Linked DNA regions of Homo sapiens: region 1 is linked to region 2. A link is an interaction called in ENCODE POLR2A ChIA-PET data of the cell type or tissue named here. Cell type or tissue: PC-9. All regions are shown on one strand. Each heading gives the region's core, and the rest is flanking DNA. Links, peaks and the distances in the headings are about the cores only. Region 1 overlaps TNPO1-DT (TNPO1 divergent transcript). Region 2 has its middle 44 kb from the start of ZNF366.

The links. Peaks named below come from ENCODE experiments on the same cell type or tissue, not always from the same donor. Only the 100,000 strongest peaks of a DNase experiment are listed, where the experiment ranks them.
Region 1: POLR2A ChIA-PET joins it to region 2 with 5 read pairs; 3 of 35 experiments call an interaction of 5 or more read pairs at or near these places.

Annotation. Positions count from the first base shown.
Region 1 is chr5:72,786,504-72,790,901 of GRCh38, reverse strand. All of the region lies in intron 2 of TNPO1-DT (TNPO1 divergent transcript), which reads left to right. Among named protein-coding and RNA genes, the nearest start is that of TNPO1-DT, 28 kb to the left of the region's middle. In PC-9, for the core only: no CTCF peak of the experiment used is centred there; a DNase peak (open chromatin) is centred at 1,871.
Region 2 is chr5:72,549,339-72,553,736 of GRCh38, reverse strand. No RefSeq gene overlaps it. Among named protein-coding and RNA genes, the nearest start is that of ZNF366, 44 kb to the right of the region's middle. In PC-9, for the core only: no CTCF peak of the experiment used is centred there; no DNase peak of the experiment used is centred there.

The DNA.
Region 1 (4,398 bases), core at 228-4,227, 240 kb before region 2:
GTCTCAAATTCCTGGGCTCAAGTGATCCTCCCAACCTTCGCCTCCCAAAGTGCTGGGATTACAGCATGAGCCACTGTGTCCAGCCAAATTTCTTTTCTTTATAAATTACCCAGTTTGTGGTATTTTTCTATAGCAACAGAAAATGGACTAAGACAACCAGATATTAATATGCAAAAACTTTAACTTGGACCTTCACCTCACACTACTTTATTCATTCTGCAAGAGGCTGCACATCAGGACTTTACTTTTTTGGAAACCTGGCATTAAATCATTTAAAAGTTGCCAGATATTTTTTTTAATAAAGATGGAGTCATTGATTCATCTTTGGAGCAGGCTTTCTTTGTTTTGGGAGAATTACCAGAATAGGCCTTTTGAATTACACACATCTAGAGCAAGTACTCACTTGTTGCTTTTTGAGGAGATTGAAGTTTCTAGTAAGCTGACAAGTTTCGTTTAGAAGTATAAATTGGGTTTAGTGGCTTGTGTATATCCTTTCAAAATCAGAGGGGGAAAATATGTAGCCTTAGAATTGGATTTTGGCTGAATTGTCCTTGCAAAGTACTGTTTGTTTATTTATTTTGGAAGAGAGAGTCAGAGAGAGAGAGAGAGAGAGAGTTTTGTCTAAGTAATTGGTAACAGGAGATTGTCTCACTGGACCATGCCAAGAGTGTTGTGTAGATCTCAGCTCTTTATTATGGAGATAAAAATTGTGAAAGGGAATCAGGGGACTAGGATTGGTATAATACCACCTGGATTTGGAGCACTGGTGCCTTTCACATAGTGGTATTTAAGACAGAATAACTCAGACTTGTAAAATGTACTGCTGACCTTTATCATTGCCTGTCTGGCCATAGGAGCCAGACCGTACTCTGCATTAGTGGGTGCTCCCACTGTCAATTATTTAATTTAACTCATTTAATCTTCGCAACAGCCAAAAGAAGCAGGGCATGGATTTGAAGAGGAAAGATATCTCTCTGAATCTCTTCGTCTGTCTCTACATCTCTTTCTCCTCTCTGCACACACACACATACTCCCACCACAGCGGTTCTTAGGGCCAGTGTTTCAGTGTGTGGAGATGCCTGGCGATTTTCTGTTGGTGGGGTGAGCTGGCCATTGCCACATTGTGTTCCCAAAGTAACTCCTTCCAGTAGTTGTTGGAATCTATACTGCATTGAGAGTTTCACTCTGTCACCCAGGCTGGCGTGCAGTGGTGCGATTTCGGCTCACTGCAGTCTCCACCTCCCAGGTTCAAGCGATTCTTGTGCCTCAACCTTCCAAGTAGCTGGGACTACAGGTGTGCACTGACATGTCTAGCTGATTTTTGTATTTTTAGTAGAGACAGAGTTTTGCCATGTTGGCCAGGCTGGTCTTCAACTCCTGGCCTCATGTGATCCACCTGCCTTGGCCTCCCAAAATGCTGGGATTATAGGCATGAGCCACTGTGCCCAGCCTGCATTGTACTTCTTTCATACCCAAGTTTGCAGTACATTTTTGTTAATTGTTTTATTCATGTGTTACCTGTGCTTTAGATAATTAAGGGAGGGATCAGAGTCTATGCTTGGAGAATAACTCATAGGGCGAGTAGTATTCTAGAGAAGCTGGTTATCTGATGGCAGAAGTGACTTGCTGGACTCTAATAGCGGTGACAAATGTAGTACTGATTTAGTGGAACATTTAACAGATCCATGGGAAGGAAATCCTCCGGAAGAATAGTTTTTTTGTAGCCTATGGAATGCAAGTTCATAGTTTTTATAAGTTGGCTATTAAAGAAAAAGTGACCTTATTATGTAATCTCAAGTGGGTGTGGTCTGTGGACTGCTGGGGCCAATTCAGTTGTTCCTTCACTTACTCATTCATTCCACAAATATTTATTGGTAGTTCATTACATGCTGGGACTGGGCTAGGCATATAGATACAATGATGATTAACAGAGTCTCTGCCCTTTAGGAGAAAACTACAGGAAGTTAAATATTAACAAACCAAATTGTAACAAAATAAGAAGATAAGAGGAGAGCAATCAGAAATGAAAAAATAGAAGATGGACACACATAACTATACAAACATTTAAAATATCTATAATGTGAAAAACAATAAAAGGAGCTTAAAAAGAAAACAAGAGACTGAGAGAATTACTTGTACTAAATATGACAGATGAAGTAACGAAATTTTGAATATGTCAGTCTTTAGTCAAAACTAAAGCCTGGCCGGGCATGTTTACTTATGCCTGTAATCCCAGCACTTTGGGAGGCCAAGGCAGGAGGATCACTTGAGGCCAGGAGTTCGAGACCAGCCTGGCCAACATGGAAAGACCCTGTATTTACTAAAAATACAAAAAAAATTAGCCAGGTGTGGTGGTGAGTGCCTGTAGTCCCAGCTACTCAGGAGGCTGAGGCATGGATCGCTTGAACCCAGGAGGTGGAGGTTTCAGTGAGCTGAGATTGTGCCAATGCACTCCAGACTGGGCAGCAGAGCGAGACTCTGTCTCAAAACAAACAAATAAGAAAACAACAACAAAAAACAAAACAAAACAAAACAAAAACTAAAGCCTAACACCAAACCCCTAAAAACAAAAGGGCACTAACAGCATTCAAATAAGAGGAAATAGTCACTTAACTTACGAAACACCTTCAGTAGCAATTAAATAAATTCACTTTAAAAACAATAAGGTAATGAATTAGAAAATTCATAAAGTATAAAAATAAAAATTCATTCTGGGCAACAGAAACAAGTGGAAACTCGCAGTTACACACTTTCAACCATGGAGATTTCTAATTTATGATGGATTTATCAGGATGTAACCCCATAGTAAGTGTCAAGGAGCATCTCTAGGTACCACCTAGATGCTGAATCCTACATGCTGAATTAATGCCAGACACTTTTCTAAGTGCCTTTCATATGTTAACTGATTTAATCTTCATAGCAGCCATATGAACTGGGAATTTTATTATCTCCATTTTACACATGAGGAAACTGAGGGAAACAAAGATTAAACAAATTGCTTAAGATCACATGGTTGGTTAATGGCAGAGCTGGGATTTGAGGCTAGAGAGTATGGCTCCAGGGTGTGGCCTCACTATCATTGCAGCATGCTGCTTCAGTGGAGGAAAAGAGCTCTATATACAAAGATGATGCTTGTGGCATCATCATTTATGAGGTAAAAGGAAAAAATATGGGGGAAAACTACATGTTCCACAGTAGGAGAATGGTTAAATATATTATGGCATATTCATTCAATAGGTAATTGCTCAACAGAATTGTTCAGAACTTTTCTTTCCTTTTCCCAGGGTGCAATGAATGGTATGGGTCACAGACTTCATAAAAGTATTACTTGTCCTTTTGCAGTCCTATGTCCCCACATATTTGAGCAATTCATGAGAATAAGGAGGCCCTGTCCCAAATGGACACTTCATCATTTTCTCCCACAGCGGTCCGTGTCTCCATATATTATGTCATTAGATGTACTGAGAGTTGCTGGAGTATGAACTCTTTAGGAGTATAAATAACCACCTTCCCTGGATACTTAAGCCACACTTAATGAACTCATACATTTCTTTGACCTCACAGGTCCATCCTTGTTACCTTATCCAAGTAAAGCTGTTTCTTATCATAAATATATTAACACAATTATCAACCTTTTTTTATCATAAAGGGCTGTGAAGCGCTAAGATTTTTTGTGTTGTAAATGTTTTCAAAATATTAAAAATAATTTTTATTTATGCAGAAACAAATTGAAACAAGGAAAGAAAGGCATATTATGTATTTTAGCATAAAGTCTTTTCATACTTAAAAAAATTAGTTACAAAAGTGGTATATCACATTTATTAGTTGTATACCATGTGCCAGGAACTATGCTAAGCTCTTTACGTAATTTATTGCTTTTAATCCTCTCAATAGCCATATAAAGTAGATATTATTTATTATCATCATTTTACAGATGAGAACACAGAAGCTTAGAGAAGTTTAGTCGCTTGCCCTAGGTCACACAGCTCATAAGTGGAGGAGCCAGGAACTGTCTGAATCCAGAGATCAAGCTGTTAATCATACTGATACTATCTTTTTCTTCCTCTTCTTTTCCAAAAATAAACTTGGAGTTACTGTCTCTAATGCTTAGTTCTATGATGAAGTTCTATGTCTGTGGTCACAAATAACATTTTAACCAGTTACCTTGGAAATGAAGACGATTTAATAAATTACCACTAGAAGTGGCTTACCATATTGAATACGAAGTTCTTTGAGGAGAACCCTGCCATAATCATCAAATAAAGAAGAAAAACAAGTAAGGGAACATAAAAGCAGAATACAGAATATTCTGTTAACAAAGTTACATATATGGTTTACAAATATGTTTTCTAAAAGGAATATTGTATACAATAAGTGATAGTCTTAATAGGGAATGAA
Region 2 (4,398 bases), core at 269-4,268:
CCTAGCTGAGAGACTTCTCTATGCCATGGGCATGGAGCAGTAACTTTTCTAGAGGAAATGGAGATCGTAAGTAAATTTGGAGAGTCAGCCAAGTGGAGGCTGAATAAGGGAGCTTCTACTATATATGTACCTGAGACATGTCACTATTCTAGCCCTCCAGAATCTCACAACTTATTGGGAATATGTCCTAGAAATGTGTCCCCATATGCCTTACTCATAATCCACAGAGGTCTCCTCCCCTAAATCATTGTTTAGAACCAAGGGGTTCAACTTGCCTTATCCCCCAGATCACTTGAGGTGAACACCCCACCCACAGATAGCTGCCCACGCCTTGGAGTCTTTATGGAAAAGAAAAGTCATGTCAATTATATTCCCCTAACAAGGAATTTACACTTAGGAAACAGAGAAACTCAACAAATTGGTGATGGGTGCTCAAATGAGAGGTCATGAAGTCAGGTTTGGGTAGCTATGATGGGACCATTGGGGTTTTGAGAAAACAGAAGTACAGATGGACCAGGTAAAGAAAAGCGGAAATCTAGATGAAATAGTTATGCAAAGAAATAGGCAGTCCATAAGAGAGAGGGAAATGAAGTGTGGCTGGTCTTCAAGATTCCTGGCTTTCTCCCTTCCTGGATCTTAATTGTTTTGCATTTCCTGAATCTCTCTGTGACCTTGCTATAGTCTTGCCATTTGACATCCCTTTTAACTTGAGTTAGTTTGAATAGGTTTGTGGCCCTTGCAATCCAAAAAAAAAAAAAAAAAAAAAAACCCAATTAGATTAAGAGACAAGGTGAGAATAAGGTAGTATTAAATTGTATGTTTCTATGCATTAAGAATTCCCAAGAGTTCAGAGAAGAGAGAGATCGGTCGATATCTTAATTTTTTGCTCTTCTATTCTGCTAAACTTGGAAGATAGGCTCAAATAAGCTCTGCCATTAGTTCTGCCCAGCCCATTTCAAACATCGAACACTGCATTTACCCATCCTTGCTCCTTGGCCAGGATTCCATCCTTCCCTCTGTTGTTCCCACTCTGATTTTGTATTCTAGACCAGTATCTCCTGTCTCTGCCCAGTCCCCAGTGTCCACCAGTTTTAGTGTACTGGAACTGAGATTTGCCTTTCTTCCTTCTTTGGAGCTTCCAAGACTGCCCCTACCATTGAAGCTGCTCATGTGGCCAGTTCCAGCTACTGGCTGAGGCCTCCTCCCTGACGCCTTTCTCCCTACACTCCCTCTTTATTATTGGCTATAGAAACCTCTCTTAGTCACACAGGCTATTTCCCAGGATCTTGCCCTTCCCTGTCCTTGTTCTTTTAATCATTATTATCTCAGGAATTTCACAGACAAGGTGGGATTTGGCTGGGCTTGGAAGGATAAGTGGATGTGGTTTGGCAGAGGGGCAGGAGAAAGGCAGTCCAGTTGTAATGGTTTATACCAACTTCATTCTCATTGGCTTTCAGACTATGGCCCTGTTTTTAGTAAGAGCATGATATCATTGTCGTAGGAATGAAGAGCCATCTGTTTACCATTTTACGCAGGGACAAATGTATACGTTTGTTAGCTGTGATATGAAAATTTTTAAAGTCAGTACTTGCACATGATGCCAAAGCTTAATTCCATGAAAGGCCCAAGAAATGTATGAGTCATGTTTCCTGTAATTGTGAGAAGTTGTGGGTTAAATGGAATAAGGAGCATCGGTAAGAATACTCTCAACCATTCCAGTTAAAAAAGGTAGCTACGCCTGTAATCCCAGCACTTTGGGAGGCTCAGCGGGCAGATCACAAGATCAGGAGATCGAGACCATCCTGGCTAACACAGTGAAACCCCGTCTCTACTAAAAACATGCAAAAAAATTAGCCAGGTGTGGTGGCAGACGCCTGTAGTCCCAGCTACTCGGGAGTCTGAGGCAGGAGAATGGCGTGAACCCGGGAGGCGGAGCTTGCAGTGAGCCGAGATCGCGCCACTGCACTCCAGCCTGGGTGACAGAGCGAGACTCTGTCTCAAAAAAAAAAAAAAAAAAAAAAAGGTAGCTATACTCAGTACTCAGCAGAAGACTGACTGATCGTAACATTACAACTACCACTTTAACTCCTCAGGTTAAAGAAAAAATATTTACCAATCTACTATATCATCTGAAAGGGAATATCTAGTAACCTCTCAGTTATACGGTATTGAGAATAAGTGAACTTTTTACATAATTGAAAGTTATTCCTTTAAGTGGTAAAATGTTTATTGGAAGTTGTATCAGATTTTCCTGCTTTTATCAAACAGAGAGTTTTAAACTAAATACTCCTAGGTGGTTCAAGTTCTCCCTAGACATTTTGTAACATCTGTTTGCCACAATTTCCACTGATGAGCAGGCCTAGGGTAGCTATGCTTTGAAGCATGTGACTCTCCTCCCAACTGATTGAATAAAAATGGGCACCTGTTTCAAAAGTAGCCAGTCTACAAGCTGGCCAATGATGATTGACCTACAGTCTGGCTTAAAAAGTTGAGTTGGACAAATAGGATGCTCAGTAATTTAAGCCAAATATGGAAAGAGGTAAAGATTTGCAAGCCGAGCCTAAATAAAACCTCTGTGACATAAAGTCAGGGCTGAAGAGTCCATGATGGACTATAAATAAGCAAAGCTGTGAGGAAGCAGTCACTGTGGTGAGGCAGATAAAGTCAATTGAGGGAAGACTAAGGAGCTGATATGCAGAGATCTCTGTTCCTAAAAGCCAAAAGAATCTAGCTAGAATGAGGGCCCTTCCTTCATTCCTTTAGCACCATGTGTAGGCGTTCAGCCATCCTGAAGTGTTCAGGGCAGGGCAGCTAACACTGAGCGTCTCCAGTTTGCTCTTCTTTTTGGGCTGGGGCTACTTGTCCTTGGTAGTCTTCCGGGTTCCCATAAGTCCCCTGTCTTCACTCTTGGGAAGTCTATATTTTCCCGAATCATCAACATTTCTAGGCTTTGCTCTGGCTCCTCTGTTTTGGCCAGTTGGTTGCCATTTTTCATCACTTTTTCAGTTCCTTCTGTCCTAGGTCTCCTGGGATTCTGGGTTTTGACATTATTGTGGACTGGCTTCTATAGCCTTCAGATGTCCTGCTCTCTTAGGTGTGTGCTGTTGTCTAGAAAAAGAACCAGTTGCCTCACGTCTTCTGTAATCTTCAAGGTTGGATCTTCCCAAAGTGAACCACTGCTCACTCCCAGAGGCCTTTGGGGGCTATTTCAAGTTTGCAGCTGTTTTGGAGAATAGGGGGTACCAGATGTCAGAGAAATACCAATTGGCTAATAATGTATTATGTTCTTTTCTTTTCTTTCCTTTTTTTTTTTTTTTTGGCAGCAAAGGCTTGCCTTTCAAGTCCCTTGCTTATTTTAAAATTAGTTTGCCTTCCATGAGCTTAAACTATTTGAGCTGTAGGGGGTAAATGAGCTGAGATGTTTGTTGTGCTAAATTTCAGGGAAAAGTCAACCCGAATTAAAATTCGACCTCAGGTAATGAACAAAATAAATATTGTTAGATAATTAAGAATTGATAATAGTGCTGATTCTACTATGATATAGAAAATACCTGAACACAATATTAACAAACAAAATAGAACAATTAAGAGGGAGAATTTTAAACTTTCTAAATGCCAGGTGAGCAAACATACTATTAGTAAATCTCTTACTGCCCATTTTCTTGAGAGATTGGAATACCTATGCTCTGTCTAGCTTCTGGATTCCTGTGGGCCTTTTATGTCTGATAATCTGGAGATGAAACTAAGGGTCACAGCTTGGCCTAATAGCATGAGAAAGTAAAGTGACCCAACATCTTTAAAACACCAATCATTTTCCCCTCCATATGCTTTTAGAAAGAAAACATGGGACAAATTGACTCCAAGCATAGCTTCCCACCTCCCTTTTCTCTGGCCCCAGTTTGGAAAAGAAGACAAACAGCTCTCCCTGCGATCCTGCATCTTCCTGTGGAGCACTATTACCCTGAGCTGTAAAAGACTTCTGGGTACCAAATAAAGAATTTAGACATGCATCCCTTCTGAGAGAGAGTCACAGGAAAGTAAAGGAAAGGAAGGTTTGGGAGGAAATATTAAAGATGTGGCACTGTTTCATTCAGGTGACAAAGTCATGGTGAGTTTCTTTGCCTCCATCCATCCATCCATCCAGCCAGCCAGCCAGCCAGCTATGTAGCTTAGAATGAGAATTCAGAAGTAATGTTTGCTGAGGAATGTGTACTAACATGTGTATTTGAAATGATTTAGAAAACATAATAGAAAGCCATGTCTATATGAAAGTAAGCCTGATTTGCTAATTAATTTGACAATGACAACGGCTTTGCCAATTATGTTATATGGTGGACCTTTTCTATAAATTGTATGAGCCAATGCAGTTTCATTGTTTTTTTAAAAATAAAATATTTA